Regions from separate parts of the Homo sapiens genome. Here region 1 is linked to region 2. Evidence: chromatin loops called from intact Hi-C (ENCODE). Cell type or tissue: dorsolateral prefrontal cortex. All regions are shown on one strand. Links, peaks and the distances in the headings refer to the core of each region. The heading gives the core; the rest is flanking DNA.

Region 1 (13,256 bases), core at 5,118-7,617, 130 kb before region 2:
GCGAGACACCATCTCTATTAAAAACAAAAAAAGAGCATTCATATTAGTGTGCAACCCTCCCCACCATTCATCTTCAATTTTTTTTTCATCATCCCCAGCTGAATGACCTCTATAGTTTCTTATGAGGACTCAACAGTTTTTCAAATTACCATTCCCTGGTATGTAGTATATCATTTTTCTCTGGGTATTTTAAAGATTTTCTGTTAATTGTTGGTATTCAGCAGTTTGACTATAATGCACCTAGGCATTGTTTTTATCCTGCTTGAGTTCAGTTACTTCTGTTTTGTTTTGTTTTGTTTTTGTTTTGAGACTGAGTCTCGCACTATTGCCTGGGCTGGAGTGCAATGGCGCTATCTCGGCTCACTGCAACCTCCACCTCCTGGGTTCACATGATTCTCCTGCCTCAGCCTCCCAAGTAGCTGGGATTACAGGTGCCCGCCACCATGCCTGGCTGATTTTTTGTATTTTTAGTAGAGATGGGGTTTCACAGTGTTAGCCAGGATGGTCTCGATCTCCTGACCTTGTGATCCGCCCACCTCAGCCTCCCAAAGTGCTGGGATTATAGGTGTGAGCCACCGCATCCAGCCGAGTTCAGTTACTTCTTGACCCTAAACATAAATGTCTTTCACCAAATTTGGGAAATCATTTGCTATTATTTCTTCAATTTATATTTGCTCCATCCTTCCCCATTGAATTGCCTTGGCATCTTTGTTGAATATAAATTCATTATAAACATGTGGGTCTATTTACAGTGTCTCTATTCACTTTCATTCATCTATTTGTCTATTATTACACAATAACTATGCCAGGTTTTTTTTTTTTTTTTTTTTTTTTGAGATGGGGCAGGCCTTGCTATGTTGCCCAGGCTGTTCTCGAACTCCTGGCCTCAAGTGATCCTCTCACCTCTGCCTCTCAAGTAGTTGGGATTATAGGTGTGTGCCACCATGCCTTTCTATTCCACATAAATTGTAGAAACCAGGTTGTCAATTTTTATCAAAACAACCTACTGGGATTTTGATTGAAATTGATTGAATCTACAGATACACTTGAGGAGAAATGACACCTTTTTAAAAATTATTATTAATAAGACAGAGTTTCACTCTGTCACAGGCTGGAGTTCAGTGGCCCAATCTCGGCTCACTGCAACCTGTGCCTCCTGGGTTGAAGTGATTCTTGTGCCTCAGCCTCGTAAGTAGCTGGGATTACAGGCATGCACCACTGCACCTGGCTAATTTTTGTATTTTTAGTAGAGACGGGGTTTCACCATGTTGGCCAGGCTAGTCTTGTACTCCTGGCCTCAAGTGATCTGCCTGCCTTGGCCTCCCAAAGTGCTAGGATTATAGGCATAAGCCACTGCACCTGGCCTTAATTTACATCTTAATATTGAGTCTTCTGATCCATGAACGTGGTATAGTTCTCTACTTACTTAAATCTTCTTTAATTTCTCTCTATATGTTTTGTAGATTGCAATGTAGAAATTATGCACATCTTTCTTTAATTTGTCCCTAGGCATTTCATATTTTTGATGCTATTGTGAATGGTATTTTGTAAAATATCATTTCCAAAATTTTTGCTAGCATATAGGAATACAATTAATTTTTGTATATTGACTTTGTATCCTGTGATATCACTATATTCACTAGTTAATTCTGGTATTTTGTTTTTGTAGGATCCTGAGGATTTTCCATGCATTAAGTACTGTAATCCAACAGTACTTAATTTCGTTGCCGAAATTATAACAGCTTTTTCCATGCATGGAAATCCATGTCATCTATGAATACAGACAGTTTTATTTCTTCCTTTCTTATCTGTATGGCTTTCATTTCTTTTTATTGCCTTATTGCACTGGTTAGGATGTCCAAGACAATGTTGAATTGAAATGGTAAAAGCAGACATCCTTGCCTTGTTCCCATTCTTTGGGGGGAAGCCTCAATAATTTACCACTGAATATCATGTTAGCTATAAGATTTTCATAGATTCTTTTTTTATCAGATTGAGGAAGTTCTTTTTAAATTCTAGTTTGTTAAAAATTTTAAAAATATCATAAACTGGTGTGGATTTTTTCAAGTGCTTTCTCTGCATTTATTAAAATGAATATATACTTTTAAAAACTTTATTCTGTTAAAGTGGTCAATTACATTGATTGATTTCTTTAAATGTTAAGCTAACTTTGCATTCCTGGGGTAAACCTTAGTTGGTCATGATATCATTTTTATATATTTCTGGATCTAATTTCCTAATATTATAATAATGTATTGATACGTTATTATTAACCAAAGTCAGTCAGATTTTCCTAGTTTTTACCTAATCTCCTTTTTTCTATTCCAGAATTCTATCCAGGATATCACATTACATTTAGTCTCCTTAGGCTCCATTTGGTTGTGATATTTTCTCAAACCTTCCTTGTTTTCAATAACATTGATGGTTTTGAAGAGTGCTGGTCAGGTATTTTGTAGGATGCCCTTTCATTGGGATTTGCCTGTTTTCTCACGCATAGACTTGGTTGTGGGTTATGGGAGAAAGTGCCATCTCATCACATCATATCAAAGGCACATACTGAAAAAAATAAAGGCTCCTATTGTCGACATGACATCTCACTGTTGATGGGGTCTGTATTAGTCTGTTTTCACATTGCTATAAAGAACTTCCGTGAGACTGGGTAATTTATAAAGGAAAGAGGTTTAATTGACTCACAGTTCTGCATGGCTGGGGAGGCCTCAGGAAACAGAATCATGGTGGAAGGTGAAGGTGAAGCAAGAACCTTCTTCACAAGGCAGCAGGAGAGAGAAGTGCATATGAAGGAGGAACTGTGAGACACTTAAACCATCAGATCTTGTGAAAACCCACCTACTATCAAGAGAACAGCATAGGGGAAACTGTCCCCATGATCCGATCACCTCCCTCCCTCAACACGTGGGGGTTACAGGTCCCTCCCTTGACATGTGGGGATTACAATTTGAGATGAGATTTGGGTGGGGACACAGAGCCAAACCATATCAGAGTCCTTGATCACCTGGTTGAGGCAGCGTTTGTTAGGTTTTTCACTGTAAAGCTACTCTTTTTCCCCTTGTTTTCCTTATTGTACTCTTCGAGTATGTACAGCCTACACTCAAGAAGTGGAGAGTTATGGACTCCCTCCTCGAGGGCTGAATGCCTACATAAATTATTTGGGATCCTTCTGCATGTGAAATTTATTTCTCCCATATCTATTAACTTATTCAGTAATTTATTTATACCAATATGCATTCATGGGCATTTATTTTATATTTTTTGCTGTAATCCAACAGTACTTAATTTTGTTGCTGAAATTATAACAACTTTGACCATTGAGAGCTCTTTCTGTTGGTTCTTGTCTCTCTCTCTCCCTCTTTTTTTTCCCTAACAGAAATACCATTCAGAATCCTGTGTCTCTTTGGAGTACCCTCATCAATGTGGTTTTGTTTTATTTTGTTTTAGTCTGCAGGACAGAGTGAGACCGTGTCTCAAAAAAACAAAACAAAACAAAACAAAAACCACACACAAAACCGCATTGCTTTTTATATTTCAATTTCCGGTTGTTCACTGTTATTATATAGAAATGAAATTAATGTTTGTATATTGATTTCTTATCCTGTCATGTTTCTGAGGTCACTTATTAGTTCTAGTAGATTTTGGAGTTTCTAATTTTCTACATAAACAATCATGTCATCTGCAAAAAAAAAAAGTTTTACTTTTTCCTTTACAATCTTCATGGCATTCATTTTTTCCCCCTTATGTGATTGCATTGACTAGGACCTACCATACAATGTTTTAAATAGAGAGGTCGGAGTGGACATCCCTGTCTTGCTCCCCATCTTAGGAGAAGCATTCAGTCTTTCACTATTAAGTATGATTTAGCCATAGATTTTTTATTTTGGTAAATGTCCTATATCAGGTTGAGGAAATTTTCTTTCTATTCCTAGTTTGCGGAGAGTTATTAGGAATACATTTGGATTGTCAAATGCTCTTTTTGTATCTATGGAGAGATCACATGGTTTTTCTTCTTTAGTTTGTTAATATGTGAATTGCATTGATTGGGTTTCTAATGTTGAACCAAGTTTACATTCCTGGGATAAACCCCACTTGGTCATGATATATCATCCTTTTTATATATTGTTGAATTTGATTTGCTCAACTTTTGTTTAGAATTTATTTTTGTTTAGAATTTTTTTAACAGTTTTGTTGAAATACAATTCACATATCATACACTTCATTCATTTAAGGTGTACAATGTTTTTAAATGTAGTCACATGGTTGTGCAACCATCACCAAAATCAATTTTAGAACATTTTGTCCCCACTAAAAGAACCTCTGTACCAATTAGCTGTCCCTCCCCCATCTCCCCACCTCCAGCCATAAACAACCACTAATTTATTTTTCCTCTTTATAGATTGCCTGTTATTATAGATATTTCATATGAATGGAATCATAGTAAGTGGTATATTTCTTTTTTCTTTTCTTTTCTTTTTTTTTTTTTTGAGATGGATTCTCGCTCTGTTACCCAGGCTGGAGTGCAGTGGCATGATCACGGCTCACTGCAACCTCCGCCTCCCGGGCTCAAGCAATTTGCCTCCCTCAGCCTCCTGAGTACCTGGGATTATAGGTGCATGCCACCGTGCCCAGTTAATTTTTGTATTTTTAGTAGAGATGGGTTTTCACCATGTTGACCAGGCTGGTCTTGAACTCCTGGCCTCAAGTGATCCACCTGCCTTGGCCTCCCAAAGTGCTAGGATTACAGGTGTGAGCCACTGTGCTTAGCCTCAAAATTCTTTTTAATTTTTCCATTTGATATCTTCCTTGACCCAAGGGTTGTTTAGCAATATGTTATTTAATTTACAAATATTTCAATATTTACCACAAGTCTTTCTGTTATTGACTTTTAATTTAATTCAGTTGTGGTTAGAGAAAATGCTTTTTATTACTGGAATCCTTTACAGTCTATTGAGACTTGTTTTATGGCTCAAAGTATGGCGTATATTGGTAAATGGTCTATGTGCTTTTGAAAAATATGTATATTCTGTTGTGGTTGGTTGGAGTGTTCTATAAATGCCAATTAGGTGAAGTTGGTCAATATGTTGAGTTGGTATGACCCTCAGTCATATAGTCACAAGGAAGTAAAATCTGCCAACTGGGAGCCTGGAATGAGCCTGGAAATTATTCTTTCCTAGTTGAGTTTCCCCAGGAGAACAAAGCTATCAGCTAATACCTTGATTACAGCCTCCTTAGATTATGAGCAGGGGACTTAGCTAAGCTGTTCCAAGACTTCTGATCCATGTAAACTGAGAGATAATAAATATATGTTGTTTTAAGTTGCTAAGCTTGTGAGAATTTGTTATGCAGCAATACAAAACTAATACAGATGCATAAACATTTAAGATTATTAAGTCCTCTTGATGAATCGATCATGTTATCATTATAAAATAACCATTTTTATTTCTAGTAATATTCTTTCCTCTGAAGTCCACTTTGATATTAATATAGCTCCTAGAGCTTTCTTTTGATTGGTGTTAACATGACATGTCTTTTTTTCATGCTTTTTACTTTTTCCCTATTTGTGGCTTCATGTTAAAATTTGTTTCTTTCTTTCTTTTTTTTTTGACAGGGTTTCACTTTGTCACCAAGGCTAAGTGCAGTGGCATGATCATAGCTCACTGTAACCTTGAACTCCAGCAATCAAGCTATCCTTCTGCCTCTGTCCCCCGAAGTAGCTGGGACTATAGGCGCACCCCACCATGCCCGGCTAATTTTTCTTTTCTTTTCTTTTCTTTCTTTTTTTTTTTTTTTTTGTACATACAGGGTTTCACCACGTTGGCCAGGCTGGTCTCAACTCCTGAGCTCAAGCGATCTGCCCACCTTGGCTTCCCAAATTGCTGGGATTACAGGTGTAAACCATTGCACTTGGCTGTGTGCTTCTTATAGATAGTATATAGTTGGTTTTTACTTTTTTATCCAAGCTGATAATCTTTGCTTTTGATTGGAGTATTTAGGCCATTTTAATTTAATGTGATTATTTATATGATTAAGTTTATTTATTTTTTTATTTATTTTGAGGCAGGGTCTTGCTCTGTTGCTCAGGCTGGAGTGCAGTGTTGCAATCATAGCTCACTGCAGCCTCAGACTCCTGGGCCCCAGCAAACCTTTCACCTCAGCTTCCCAAGTAGCTGGGACTACAGGTGAGTGCCACCATGCCCAGCTAATTTTTAAATTTTTTGTAGGGATGGAGTCTGGCTCTGTTGCCCAGGCTGGTCTTGAACTCCTGGGCTCAAGCAATCCTCTGCCTCCGCCTGCCAAAGTGCTGGGATTATAGGTGTGAGCCTTGCCCAGCCTATGATTAAGTTTAAATGTATTATTTTTGTGATTGTTTTATATTTTCCCCACCTGTTGTGTTCCTTTTCTCTTTTCCTGCCTTTTTTTTTTGTATTGCATATTTGAGTATTTTTTATTATTCTATTTTATCTCCTTTTTTTCTTTTCTTTTTCTTTTTCTTTTTCTTTTCTTTTCTTTTTTTTTTTTTTTTTTTTTTTTTTTGAGACAGAGTCTTGCTCTGTCACCCAGGCTGGAGTGCAGTGGCACGATCTCAGCTCACTGCAACCTATTCCCCTCTGGGTTCAAGTGATTCTCGTGCCTCAGCCTCCTGAGTATCTGGGACTACAGGCGTGCGCTACCATGCCGGGGTAATTTTTGTATTTTTAGTAGAGATGGGATTTCGACATGTTGGCCAGGCTGGTCTCAAACTCCTGACCTCAAATGATCTGCCCACCTGGGCCTTGGAAAGTGCTGGGATTACAGGCATGAGCCAACGTGCCCGGCCTATCTCCATTTTTGATGGAGATAAAATAGATTTTGCCTGGCGCAGTGATGCGTGCCTGTGAGGCTGAGGCAGGAGGATAGCTTGACTCCAGGAGTTTGAGGCTATAGTACACTATGATTGTGCCTGTGAACTGTACTCCAGCCTGGGCAACGTAGTGAGACCCTGTCTCTAAAAATATTGTTTTTTTAGTGGAGATAAAATAGAATCAGAAAAAATACAAAAGGATTCCACTTACATGTGGTAATTAGAGTAGCCAAATTTATAGAGACAGAAAGTAGAATGGTGGTTTCCAGGAGCTGGGAGCAGAGGGAATGGAGAGTTACTGTTTGGTGGGTACAGAGTTTCAGTATGGGAAGATGAAAAACTCTGGAGATGGATGGTGGTGATGCTTGCACAACAATGTAAATGTTCTTAATGTCCCTGAACTATACACTTATAAATAGTTAAAAAGGTAGATTTTATGTTACATATGTTTCACCACATTTTTTAAAAATCCTCAACAAAATCAGAATAGAAGGTAAATTTCTCAAACTGATAAAGGGCACGAGAAAAGTCTACAGCTCACATCATAACATCATCATAACATCGCCGGTGAAAGTGAACACTTTCTTCCTAAGACTGGAAACAACTCAAGGATGTCTACTCTTGCCACTTGTGTTAAACACTGTCCTGGACATTCGAAACCAGTGCAATCAGAAAAGAAAGAAATAAAAGCCATTCAAGTTGGAAAGAAAGAAGTAAAACCAGCATTCTTTTCAGATGACGATCTTTAATGTAAAAAGTCAGATGGAATCTACAAAAAGGCATCTAGGCTAATAAGTGAGTTTATCAAGCATATAAGGTAAAAGTTAAATATAATAAATTAGGTATCTATATACTATCAGTGAAAATGTGAAAATGAGGTTAGGGAGACTGTTCTATTCACAGCAACATCAGACGGAATAAAATACTTAGAAATAAATTTAGCAAAAAATGTAGATATACACAAAATCTATAAAACATTGCTCAGGGAAATAAGAGATCTACGTAAATGGAGAGAAATTCCATCTTCATGAATTGTAAGACCCAATATTGCCAAGATGACAGTTTTCACCAAATTGATCTATAAATTAAACGAAATCCCAGCCAGGCATGGTGGTGCATGCCTGTAGTCCCAGCTACTCCAGAGGCTGAGGTGGGAGGATGGCTTGAGCCCAGGAGTTTGAGGCTGCAGTGAGCCATGATCATGCCACTGCACTCCAGCCTAGATGACAGAGTGAGACCACATCTCTAAAACTGAAAATAAAAAAATAAAAATTAAGCAAAATCCCTGTAAAGATCCTAGCAAGCATTCCTTTTTTTTTTGTAGAAATTGGCAAACTGCTCCTAAAATATGTACAGGATATGGACATACAAAGGACCCAGAATAACCAATTTTGAAAAGGAGCCAATGGGAGAATTTTCATTTCCATCTTTCAAACTTACTATATATATAACTCACAGTAATCAAGACAGTGAGATACTGACATGAGGATAGAAATATAATGGAGAGTCCATAAATTAATCCTTATATTATGGTCAGCTGATGGCTGACAAAGGTGCCAAGATAATTCAATGTGCAAATAACAGTCTTTTCAACAAATGGTGCTAGGATAACTGTGTTCCCACCAGTGATAAGTAAGTGATAAGTATGTGAGGTAACAGATATGTTAGTTACCTTGATTTAATCATTTCACAATGTATACATCTATCAAAACATCCTGTTGTATACCATGAATATGTACCATTTTTGTCAATTATAATATAATCAATTTTAAATTAATTAAAATGTTAACCTGAGTGCTGCTCTGAAGGAATTAATTTTCCAGATATAATTTAAGTCATGAGTCAGTTAACCTTAGTATATGGAGATTATAGGACTGACCTAGTCAGGTGAACCCTTTAAATGCAGAGAATTTTCTCTGGCTAGTACCAGAAGAGGTCATCAGAGATTCAAAGCACAAAAAGGATTTGATGCTCTATTGTTTATTTGATGGTAGTGGGGATCACTGTATCAAGGAAATGGAGAGTTCAGTTTTACAGCTTCATGGAACTGCATTTCTGTCAATAACTTGAATGAACTTGGAAGCAGATTCTGTTTTATGTTTGCAGGTAGATTCTTCCCTTGAACTTCCAGATGAGAGCCCAGCATGGCCAACATCTTGATTTTGGCTTTTTGAAACCTTAAGTAGAGAACCTGCTTGGTCTTATGACCTAGAGAGCTGTGAGATAATAAATGGGTATTGTTTTAAGCTACTAAATTTGTGATAATTTGTTACACAGCAATAGAAAACTAATACATTGGTATAGCCGGCTCACTCATGGTTATTGCATGGTATATTATTTTCCATCCTTTCAACCTATTTGTAGTATATATTGAATCTGAAGTTTCTGCTCTAGACAGCATATAGTTAGATCCTGTTTTTAAATTCAGTCTGATAATCCTTTACTTTTTTTTTGAGACAGGATCTCACTTTGTCGCCCAGGCTGGAGTGCAGTGGCGTGAACATGGCTCACTGCAGCCTCGACCTCCCTGGCTCAAGCGATCCTCCTGCCTCAGCCACAGAAGTAGCTGGAACTAAAGGCATGCGCCACCACGCATGGTTAATTTTTTTGTATTTTTTTTTTTGTAGAGACAGCGTTTTGCTATGTTGCCCAGCCTGGTCTCAAACTCCTGAGCTCAAGCGATCTGCCTTGGTTTCCCAAAGTGCTGGGATTACAGGCATAAGCCACCATGCCACCACACCCAGTCTATCCCTTACTTTTGAGTGTAGTACTTATTTCATTTACATTTACTATAATACTGATTGTAATATAAGTAATATAATTATTATTTTGGAGAGAAAAACATGCAAAATTGTTTTCCCAACAGACAAGACAGCATCAGCAGGTACAACTACAGGGGATTCTCCATAGATCGTACACTCACAAAGCATCATTAGTTCAACAGTGGAAAAACCACTGCTGTGTTCTCTGTAGCATATCCACTTAGCGTAAAGAGGTACTATTATTGTGTTCACTTACAATTCCAGAAGGAAAGGCACAACTGGACAAAAAACATTTTGTATCCTAAAGTCAGGTGCAGTAACTAAGAGACAAAACTTTGGGTAACAGTCTTGATGCACATTTCAGTAAGGGCTTTTTACTTAGAGGGGAATGATTTCTCCACCCACAAGTTAGGTTTAATTGTTAGAGCAACATTTCATTGTTTGCTCAGTATTATTACATATACAAAAGGGGATTTGAAAAAAGGAATCACGAAAACATCTTACATGTCCAGCTGTTCCCACCAATACATCAACTCTTATGAAGCAGGAGAATAGGGTCTGGAGGCAGGGAACCCAAGTCCGGTTCATGCTGACTTCCTAGAACTAAATTGAAAGGGAAACCCCAACTTTCCACACCTAAATAACAAAAGGACCAGAGACTATTCCCTCTGCAAACCTCCACCTTTTCTGCCTGGCAGATGGGAAATTGAAAGTACCTCTGACCGGTTGCAAAAACCAATCACAGGTTTGCATAAGAGTGTAATTTTGTAACTTCGAAATTGGTTGCAGACAGCAACAAATCAGAGTGATTGTGGGCCACCACTTCATTTACATGAGGTGAACACCAAGTGGCCAATGGGAATGGGAAACCTCTAGGGGGTATTTGGACCCAAGAAGATTCTGTATCTGGGCCCTTGAGCCGCTGCTCAGGTCCGCTCCCACACTGTGGAGTATACTTCCATTTTCAATAAATCTGCTTTTGTTGCTTCATTCTTTCCTTGCTTTGTCTGTTTTGTCCAATACGACAAGAACCTGGACACCCTCCACCAGTAACACTTAGGTTTAAGACAGCAGCCAGGCATGGTGGCTTACACCTGTAAACCCAGCACTTTGGGAGGACAAGGCCAGTGGATCACCTGAGGTCAGGAGTTTGAAACCAGCCTGGCCAACATAGAGAAACCCCATCTGTACTAAAAATACAAAAAATTAGCCGGGCATGGTGGCACATGCCTGTAGTCTCAGCTACTTGGGAGGCTGAGGCAGGAGAATCCCTTGAACCTGGGAAGCGGAGGTTGCAGTGAGCTGAGATTGTGCCACTGTACTCCAGCCTGGGTGACAGAGTGAGACTCCGTCTCAAAAACAAACAAACAAACAAACAAAAAGACAGGGCCTGGGAATACTTCAGTGGTCATAAAATAGGAAAATAGACACTATGGCTACAAAAAAAGTGAAATATTTAAACTAAAGCTTTCATACCCAGGATTTGCCTGTTCCAACTTTGTAGCCTTCATGCAATACTCAGGGCAAAAAATCTGCATAATTACTTGGCATAAGTTGCACCAACTATATTTTTTAAAAATTAGTATGTGACCCTGTGAAAGGAAACACTCCTTCCCATGAGTTTCTCCTCTGGAATGAAAATCCAGTTCTTCAACAGAGTGGGCACTGGTGAACTAAATTAAGTCACCTGAGATTCCTTGCTCAGTGGCCCACCTCTTCTGGTGTTCAGGAAGGCAAAGGGAAGTGTGTGGAATACATTTGAACTCTTGTGGCTGCAACTGAGCTGTTTTTTAAATAAGCAGACATTGACTCCCTAACAACTAACATAAGTCCATTTGAGGACATCCTATTTAAAGTTCTAAAGTTAAAGGAGTCCAGACACAGTGGCTCACCCCTGTAATCCAGCACTTTGGGAGGCTGAGGTGGGGCAAATCACTTGAGTCCAGGAGTTTGAGACCAGCCTGGCCAACATGGTGAAACTGAAACCCCGTCTCTACTAAAAATACAAAAATTAGCTGGGTGTGGTGGTGGGTACCTGTAATCCCAGCTACTTGGGAGGCTGAGGCAGGAGAATCCCTTGACCCCCAGAGGTGGAAGTTGCAGTGAGCCGAGATTGCGCCCTTGCACTCCAGCCTCCTGGGTGACAGCGAGACTCCATCTAGAAAACAAAAAAAGTTGGAGGAATTAGGCCAGGTGCGGTGGCTCACGCCTGTAATCCCAGCACTTTGGGAGGCCGAGGCAGGTGGATCACGAGGTCAGGAGATCGAGACCATCTTGGCTAACACGGTGAAACCCCCTCTCTACTAAAAAAATACAAAAAAATTAGCCGGGCGCCTGTGGTCCCAGCTACTGGGGAGGCTGAGGCAGGAGAATGGCGTGAACCTGGGAGGCGGAGCTTGCAGTGAGCTGAGATAGCGCCACTGCACTCCCGCCTGGGTGAAAAGAGCGAGACTCCGTCTTAAAAAAAAAAAAATGTTGGAGGAATTTGTAATTCTATAATCTTTTTTTTTGCTTTATTTTTGAAAGTACTTTCAAAAAACAAAAGATGGGTACAGGGTTAGGAGACATACAAAACAGGTTCCTAAATAGATGATAACCTTGTCCATTTACTTGCAGACAGTTATCATGGAAGTATACAGTACTCCTCCTCACCCCATTAATCTAAGTAGTTGTCTTTTCCACTGTGGTTCAATAAGTTCAAACTGTTCCACCTTGAAATAGGCGACAGTCTTGGGAAGTAGTTACTGTAGGCTGTACAGAATTTCTATGTATATAGTTTGTTGGAAGTAACAAAGCTACTTTCAAGACTTGCTTCTTTCCAAAATTAAAAAATAATTATAGTCTGTATTTGTTTTGGTATAGATATTTTCTTTTTTTGATTTTTTTGTTTTTATGTTTTGCAAAGCAGCATAACAATTGTGATTGTAGAACTGCCTGAGATTGCCATCTGTAAACATCATTTGCATATCAGTAAGAATAAGGAAAACGGGAGGAGGAGATGGGTTTTTTTTTTAAAAAAAAGAAAACAAATAATCCCATTAAAAAGTGGGCAAAGGACATGAATAGACATTTCTCAAAAGAAGACAAGTGGCCAACGGACATGAAAAAATGCTCAACATCGCTAATCATCAGAGATGTGCAAATTAAAACCACAATGATAAACCATCTTACACTAGTCAGATGGCTATTATTAAAAAGAGAAAAACTAACAGATGTTAGTGAGGATGGGGAGAAAAGGGAATGAACTCTTATACACTGTTGGTGGGAATGTAAATTAGTGTAACCTCTATGGAAAACTGTATGGAGATTTCTCAAAGAACGAAAAATGCAACTACTTTCCATCCAGCAATCCCACTACCGGGTATCTACCCAAAGAAAAATAAATCATTATATCAAAAAGACACCTGCAATAGTATGTTTATCACAGCACTATTCACAATAGCGAAGATAAGGAATCAACCTAAGTGTCCATCAACGGAGGATTAGATAAAGAAACTGTGGTATGTATACATCATGGAATACTATGCAGCCATAAAAAAATGCAATCATGTCTTTTGCAGCAACATGGATGGAACTGGAGGCCATTAACTTTGGTGAAACAAGCCAGGCACAGAAAGACAAATATCACATGTTCTCACTTA
Region 2 (8,364 bases), core at 258-2,757:
TTCTCTACCTTCATAGAGGGTATAATAAAAGGGGGGTGGCCTGGGGAGTGCTGAGGAGACACCTACACTCATGCACACACAGGAAGTTGCCAATGCCGTGGCCTGTCCCATGACCATAATTGAGACCAGCATCCCACAAGGCTCTGCGGGCAAAGGCCTCCACCATTCGCCCTGGAAGGGAAGAGAGATTGACCCCAGTCAGATGGCTTTACCGAAGACTGTCCACCTTGCCCCTTCTTGCTTCACTATCAGAGTGGTGCCTAAGAAGAGGGGCCCCTGAGAGGCCGCTAAGCATGCACTGATGCAATGATGTTGGGTTGGGATGGAGGAGGGCTGATGGATGGAGTTAGTGGTTCCCTCGCCAGACCAGCCCATCACTATCTCCAGCTTACCATACATTGTATCCATTACCTGAATTGATGCCTCTACTGTAATTTCTCCCCATCTGTCAGGGCTTTGCACTTTGACACCTAATTCCTCTAAGAATCCTCCCATAATTGCTGTGGCCCACTGATCTCTCCCACCTCTGAGCAACAGTGTTAGATTAAGAGGCAGGAAACTCAGGTTCAAGGCCTGGATCTCCCGCTAACCTTCTGTGTGACCTTGGGCAAGTCACTTTCTCTCTCTAGGCTGGATTTTCTCATCTACATAAGGGATGGGATGATGACAAAATCCTTGCCCCACCAGCCTCCCAGGGTGATGGTCTGAGTCCTGTGAAATCAGGGCCTGAGGCTGTGTCCAGACTGGTTTCTGAAACCCACCTGATGTAGCAGCGGGAAAGATGAGCCTGGACAGGTCAATATTTCCTATCAGCACACGGGTGTATGCCTCCTGATGGGGAGAGGAAGAGGTGATATGGAGGACGGGAGGAGGAGCCAGAGGAGTATCCAGCTGCTTGGCCTATGGATACACGGTGCAGGGCCCAGGCCTGGGTGTGTGTAGGCAGGGTGGGGGGAGTCTCATCGTTATGTGTGGCTGCCCGGGTTCTGGAAGATGGCCAGCAGAGGCTGAGGAGGGCCTTCCCAAAGCTGGGGCTCCATCACGTGCTTCCCTCTGGCTGGTCTATGAGGATCATTACAATATCTGCAGGAGACACTTGGTGGCGGTGAACCGAGGCTGTGACTCCCTGGGCTGAATCCTGACTTAGCCACTCACTCTGAGACCTTGGGCAGGCGACTTTAACTGCTGTGTGCCTCAGTTTCCTTATCTGCGATGGGAAGATAACAGGACCTAGCTCCTAAGGTTGTTGGGAGAGGCAGGCAGACTAATGTACAGAAGGTGCTGCCAACAGCGTGCATGCTTCACGGAAGTTTAGCACACTCATTCCTGTGGTTGTGACGGCTGCTGAGTTTTCTTAAGGCCTTTCATGAGGGTTGAGGTTTGCTGACTTGGCAGCTTAGCCTTCCTCTGTCAGCGGAGGGAGGTGGCCTGACAGTGGCCTCTTCTGGTCACTTCCAGAGGCGATGTGGTCAATCTCCATCACCACACAGGTTCACAGGCTTGTCACTTTGGGCAGGACAGCCAGAGGCAGCAGACTCCGCCGCTAAACTGTGAGCTCCTGGAGACCTGGACAGCATTTTGTTCCCCTCTCTGTGTTTCCAGCACAATGTCTGCCCCATAGTCGGCCTGCTGCATGCAGCATGACGGCAGCTCGCTGCTCCACCCCCAGGGCCCTCTGGTGCACAGAGACAATGCCCTCGCCTCTGCCCCAGCTGGCCAGCCCTCGATGTTTCCTGAACACCTCTGGCTCCTTTCCACCGCGGAGGCTTCACTTGTGCCGTTTTCCTCCACTTGGGATGCCTTTCTTTCTCCTTTCTGCTGAGTACAGGGCCAGGCACACAGGCAACAACAAAAAAATATTTGTGCACTGATTTACCAGAATAGGATGAGGCTCAGCTTGGGCTGAGGCCTTGTCAGTGGCCTGAAATATCCCCGGGGAAGCAGCAGGGAGCACTGGGTTTTCCGGCACCAGTGGTGTCACCTTGGGCAAACTACTTAACCTCTCTGAGCTTCAGTTTTAGCCTCTGAAATGGAAGGGATCTTGACTGCTTGGGTGCCCCCTTGGGGGAAGGTGGTGAGGGGAAATCTGGGCCCATGCTTACCTTCTGGAAGGCAGAGGGGGTGCCCCAGTGGACTGTTCTGGTGATGTCTGTGGTCCCGTCCCTATGGAGAAGGAAAACCAACATGCCAAATGCCTGGGGCTAGGGACTGGGGCCATGTGCTTTCTGTGTGCTTTCCACAAGTGGCAGGGCTGGGATGGGATGGGTGGACGGCGAAAGGAAGAAGACAGCTACCATAATCAAAATCCCCTCTTCAGCACCTATGTGTGAAAGGCCTCTGCAAACCTATCAAGTTAAAAGTTACTAAGTTGTCTGACAAGTGTGACTCCCCACCCTACACACTCCTCCCCCATCCCACTCATTTTGGCTGTTCTGTAGGTCTGGGTTTCCTTGGGTCCAGCTGGTTATGAAAGCAAGGCTTCTTCCAGGCTTCCTGGGAGGCAGAAAGGGGAATGTCCCCTTTTTACAGCTGGGGAAACTGAGGTCCAGAGAGATTATATTATCATAACACTCTCATATTCAGATAGTTGTCGACCATTTATAGGACACTTTTGCTGCTCCCTGGGAAGAATGGTAGAAGAGGCCTCATTATCCCCAGTTCACAGATGAGGCCATTGAGGCCATGCGGCTGTTTCCCTCTCTGAACCTCAGTGAAGCCAGGCCTAGAGCAAGCACTGCCTCTCCACACAGTCCTCTCCATGGCAAACACGGATCTGACCCAGTGACTTGCTGAGTTCCAGTTAGGTGAAGCCTCAGTCCCAAGGTCTGACTCCCAACTCCCAGCTGCAGCAGTTGCCACAGATGGCCCCTGTGATCATGCCTTGGTGAGGGAGAGGGGAGAAATGGTCCCAGGGCCCTGGGGCTTCTCCTTGGGTCATGGGGTGTGGTGACCTTCTTCTTCAGAAGGAAAGAAGAGGAAGTGAGGTGACTATTTCCCCGGCCTCACCCTACTCTGAGCACACCCCATTCCAGCAACGCCCCCACAAATTCACTTCCCCTTTGCTCATTGGCCATCTCAAGTACACACAGCATCGAACTCCTGACCAGCAAAGGCTGCTAAGCTGAGCGCCTGCTACTCTGGATCCCCTAGAGCTGTGCTAAGAACAAGCAAAGAGCCTCTGTCGTTAGCACATTCGCCATTTCCACAGGACTCCTTGCTCCTCCATCAGTTCAGTACGGCCCTTCTTTTGTCCCACCCCACGCTTCCCACACTTCCTTCCTCAATGAGAAGGGAAAATCTTTCAGGTCAGCTCAGCTCAGCTCAACTCTGGTGTGAATGATCAGTCACACGTTTGGAAGGAATGGGGTTAGCCTATTCTTTTTCTTTCTTTCTTTCTTTCTTTCTTTCTTTCTTTCTTTCTTTCTTTCTTTCTTTCTTTCTTTCTTTCTCTCTCTCTCTCTCTCTCTCTTTCTCTCTCTCCCTCTTTCTTTCTTTCTTTCTTTCTTTCTTTCTTTCTTTCTTTCTTTCTTTCTTTCTTTCTTTCTTCCTTTTATAGTCTTGCTCTTATTGCTCAGACTGGAGTGCAGTGTCACGATCTCGGCTCACTGCAACCTCCGCCTCCCGGGTTCAAGCGATTCTCCTGCCTCAGTTTCCCTTGGGAAGCATGCTCCACCACACCCGGAAAATTTTTGTATTTTTAGTAGAGATGGGGTTTCACCATGTTGCCCAGGCTGGTCTCAAGCTCCTGACCTCAGGTGATCTGCCCGCCTCGGCCTCCCAAAGTGCTGGGATTACAGGTGTGAGCCACCACGCCTGGCCAGGTTAGTCTATTCTGCACGGCTGTCATGTCTGAGCATTCAGGTTGTACACTGTACAAAGGTAGCCCATCAAAAGGGTTGCTTCTCTCATCTGCCCCCACCTCCACCCTGAACAGTGCCATGGGGAAGAGGGGGCTGAGGAGTCTGCATGACGTTGGTGGTGCGGGGGTGTCCAGGGTGTGCACTAGTGGATGAGAGTAGGGTATATGTGTTTGTGTGGCCAGGCAGGGACATTGAGTATAGTTGCTCAGACTGTGTAATAATACGTGGACTTAGAAAACATTTTACTTGAGGCTGGGCATGGTGGCTCATGTCTGTAATCCCAGCACTTTGGGAGGCTGGGGCAGGTGGATCACCTGAGGTCAGGAGTTTGAGAACAGCCTGGCCAACATGGTGAAACTCCATCTCTACTAATACATACATATATATATATGTGTGTGTGTGTGTGTGTATGTGTGTGTATATATATGTGTGTGTATATATATATGTGTGTGTGTGTGTATATATATATATATATATATATATATAGCTGGGCATGGTGGTGGACACCTGTAATCCAAGCTACTTGGGAGGCTGAGGCAGGAGAATCACTTGAACCCGGGATGCAGAGGTTGCAGTGAGCCAAGATCGCGCCACTGCACTCCAAACCTGGGCGACAGAGTGAGACTCTGTCAAGAAACAAACAAACAAACAACCCACAAAAAACAGCAACTTAAGCAAAGGGAGTCTTTTCCTAATTCCCACAGAGGTGCTGCCTGGGTCCTGCCACTATTCCAGCCTCTGTGTATTTCCCACTGTGCAGGGACCCCCATGTGTGAAAATGGGTAGGATGTTCGGGGCTCATTCCAGATCTCTCCTTTTTCAGACGAAGAATCCGTGGCCCAGGAAGGGAAAGCTTTGGCTGACTCTTGGCAGGCTCAGGAGGTCTGAGCAGAGACATCCAGGCTAGGGTGAGGTCGGGGTACATACCAGTACTGCCCCCCAGAGTCCAGCAGGTACATCTCATCTGAGGACAGCTTGCGGTTCAGCTCCTTGGTCGGGCTGAGAAGGGGAGAGAATGTTGAGAAGGGCAGCCTAACCCTGCACTGGGTCACGTGGGAGGCCTTGGTGGGAGGACCTCTGGGGCCTGGGCTTCCAGGCCAGTCCCTCTGGAGGAAGTCATTCTATCCCAAAGGGCCCTGGAAGAGAACTCAGCTTCCGTTGCTGCTGTCCTCAGCACACGTCTGTTAATCCTGCACCTGGCTGAGCCAGGCCCTGGTCCCCAGGGAGGAGAGAGAGGGTAAAGCCCAGAATATGAGAGCTGGGAGAGCCCTAGAGACCCCCCAGCTCAGCTGTCTCCTTTTCCATAAGGAGAAGCAGGCCTATGGAGGCCAAGGGGCTTGCACGAGGATGCGCGGTAAAGCGGCAAAGAGCTGGGCCTCTACCCAGATGCTCCCTCCGGCCCTTTGTCTCTAACTTCCTGCTGCCTCCGAGAGCAGAGGGCCCTGAGAAGAAGCAGAGCACAGGAAGGGAGGATACCTCCAGGGTGGGGCTGCTGAGCAAGAGGTGGTAAAGCCGAGGAGCACCCACCCTGCCACTCTAGCCCGAGTGGGTAGGAGGGGCTGGGGCAAGGCAGCCGAAGGCGTGGGAGACACCAGGGGACACCAGGGGAGGGAATTCTGGGACATGTCAGGCACTCCCTTGGAGGGCATTGACCTCTCCCTGCTGTGCCCATGCCAGGCGGAGGCAGCTGGTCAGCTTTTCATCAGGCAGGCCTGCAGGGGTTTGTTTTCTATAGGGCCAAACACCTGGCTAGCCTGTATCTTGGGCCCACCTTGGCTGGTTCAGGCTGAGTGAACAGACCTCTCTCCATGTGAACTCGTGAGCTTTAAGCATTAGCTAACATAAGCAACACATGGGAAGCCAGGGAAAAGCATCCAATGGCATCGGTGTCTTCCTTCCAGGTCCCCCAGCCTCCAGCTCTCAGGCCTTTTCATTACAAGGCAACTCCCTACTCCACACTGAGCTCCTCTCCCAGCCCCCACAGGGCTAGGGGCCTCGGACCTTCAACGTGGACTCAGGTCCCAGAACATCCCCCTCCCCTCACCCTGTTCCTCTACACACACAACAGGATGCCCCAACAGGGCCCTAGAAAATTCTTTTTCCTCAAGTACCTGTAGTGGGCCAGGGCAGCATTCAGACCACTAGCAGAGATGGTTTCAAAACTGGGTCCGGAGGAGAACTGTTCTTCTCTGGAAAGTACAAGGCAAGGCATGGTCAATGAATGGGCCCCTGGACTAGGCTGGGCCCGGGATATCTAATCAAATCCAATGAAGGTCATGGCTGCCTCTACCTCTCAACTGGACACCATTTGGCTCTCCCAGCCCTCACCTCCTGGTTCCATCTCCTCAAGCCCTGACCTGTCATTTATAGAGGAAGATCAGAGGACACACTGTAGACACACATTATTTCCTCTCCACCTCCATTTTACGGATAGGAGTGAAGAAACCCAGCTCTCTGTATCTGAAAACTCCCCCAGTCCTGGGAGAGCATCCTGTACCTCAAACCTACAATCCGGCCCTGACCTGGGCCAAGCATGCCTTCGGGAATCCTCCTCCCTACCTGGTATTCTCAAGTGGTCCAGGGGCTGACCTGGTCTGAGCCACAGCACCCCCCAGGGAGATTCAGACCGTACCTGAAGCAGACACTAGGGGACGCTATTGGGTTGTGGCCCTTCGAGTTGTCCTGCTTTCAGCGGGGCGGGAAATATCATCCAACGCCCCCTGCTCAACTCCCCGACCACCCAAGAACCTGTCACTCCTTGTTCTCCAGAGCCCTCCCCCACCCAGCACGCATATGAGGAGGATCTTCCTTTCTGCTAAGTAAGGGGACAAATTCCCCCTCCCTGCCCCCACTGCCACACTAAAAGACAGTCAGCCAAAAAGGACGGCCGTGGCTCTTCACCCTCGGAACTTGTCCACGATCTCTGCCCCCGAGAACTCATCCACTGTGCCTTTGGGCACGTTCTTCTCCAGCCAGACCAAGTACCGGATCACAGCCACAGCGTCCCGCACCTGGAGTTGGGGAAGCAGGGAAACAGAGGAGCCGGGTGAGGTCTGGTTGCAGCCACAGGCTCCAAGATGATGGAGATCAGATAGCGGCTCCAGGATGTGGAGCTTTGAAAACACTGGCTATTTGATGTCAAAGAATTCTTGTTAGTGTTTATATATGATCATAGTGTGTTCCTGTTTTTGAAAGAGTTCTGTGTTGACGGCAGAAATGACACACTATCTAGGATTTACTTTTAAAAGAATCCAGCAGCAGAGGGGGTGGTTGTGGTGGTAATGAACATGGGGTTATAGACAAGACAAGAATGGCCATGAGTCAAGGATTATTGAAGCTGGATGAAGGGACACTGGAGATTATGATGCTATTTTCTTTATCTTTGTGTGTGTTTAAAATTTCCTATGAGACAAAGTTTTTTTTAAATGAGGTGGTTTATCTTAATTTTAACAAGAATTCTTTTTTAAAAATTGAGCCATCCTCTTGCCAGTGTGAGGAAATCATTATAGCTAACACTTATTTAACACTTAGAATGTGCTAGGTGGTGCTCAGAGCAATATACATATTCATTGAATTCTCACAACAACCATATGCTGTAAGATTACTGTTATGATCCTCATTTTACAGATGGGGTAACTGAGGCCCAGAGAGGTAAAATGACTTGGTCAAGGTCACCCAGTTAGGAATTGGGTGGAGCTGTGGTTTGAACTCAAGGCACCCTAGCTCCAGGGCCTGTGCTCTAAACCACTGTACTATATTGGGGGCAAGGATATGAGGTGCATGTGGGCGCCCAGGAATAATTTGGTGTCTGCTTCTTTATTTCTTTTTCTTTCTTTCTTTCTTTTTTTTTGACCTAGTCTCGCCCAGGCTGGAGTGCAGTGGCATGATCTCAGCTCATTGCAACCTCTACTTCCCAGGTTCAAGCGATTCTCGTGCCTCAGCCTCCTGAGTAGCTGGGACTACAGGTGATCGCCACCACGCCTGGCTAATTTTTGTATTTTTAGTAGAGACAGGGCTTCACCATGTTGGCCAGGCTGCTCTCGGACTCCTGAGCTCAAGCAATCCTCTCACCTTGGCCTCCCAAAGTGCTAGGATTACAGGCGTGAGCCACCGCGCCCAGCTTGCTTCTTTGTTTCATTGAGGGTCTTCTTCAGGCTCTTCTGGAGGCCTTTCCTTTCTAACTCATTAGGCTGGATACTCCCAAAAGGCCATGTCTGCCTGAACGTGGACTTACGTGGCTGGCCTTGAGGAGGGCCTGCTCCTTGCTGTTCTTCACTGCCTTGGTCATCATCACTGGGGAGTAGGTGTCTGTCACGAGTTTCTCCTGTTGGGGGCAGGGAGGAGAAAAGGAGGTCTGGGGGCACAGGTCTGGGGGCACAGTAAAGGAGGTCTCCATGGCACAGGGGTGTTTTCAGAGGACTGGCAGGAGGACCCAGCAGACGTGAGATTTGCCACCATTTCGTGGCAATGCTCTCTACTCTGTGTGTGCTTTCTGTCTTTCCTA

The links. Hi-C counts contacts between places; a loop is a spot of excess contacts. Peaks named below come from ENCODE experiments on the same cell type or tissue, not always from the same donor. Only the 100,000 strongest peaks of a DNase experiment are listed, where the experiment ranks them.
Region 1: it touches region 2 in a loop (2.4-fold over the local background); 2 of 110 quality-filtered maps call a loop at or near these places.

Annotation. Positions count from the first base shown.
Region 1 is chrX:129,878,106-129,891,361 of GRCh38, reverse strand. No RefSeq gene overlaps it. Among named protein-coding and RNA genes, the nearest start is that of UTP14A, 21 kb to the left of the region's middle. In dorsolateral prefrontal cortex, for the core only: no CTCF peak of the experiment used is centred there; no DNase peak of the experiment used is centred there; H3K27me3 peaks cover 1,440 bases.
Region 2 is chrX:129,752,979-129,761,342 of GRCh38, reverse strand. XPNPEP2 (X-prolyl aminopeptidase 2) reads right to left here. Exons shown (of 21, transcript NM_003399.6): 11 at 8,095-8,184; 12 at 6,762-6,871; 13 at 5,972-6,049; 14 at 4,788-4,859; 15 at 2,103-2,163; 16 at 762-831; 17 at 67-171. Among named protein-coding and RNA genes, the nearest start is that of XPNPEP2, 18 kb to the right of the region's middle. RefSeq lists enhancers at 1,216-1,295, 1,316-1,365, 4,959-5,458. In dorsolateral prefrontal cortex, for the core only: a CTCF peak has its summit at 1,441 (motif pointing left); a DNase peak (open chromatin) is centred at 1,452; H3K4me3 peaks cover 297 bases; H3K27ac peaks cover 1,232 bases; H3K27me3 peaks cover 2,416 bases.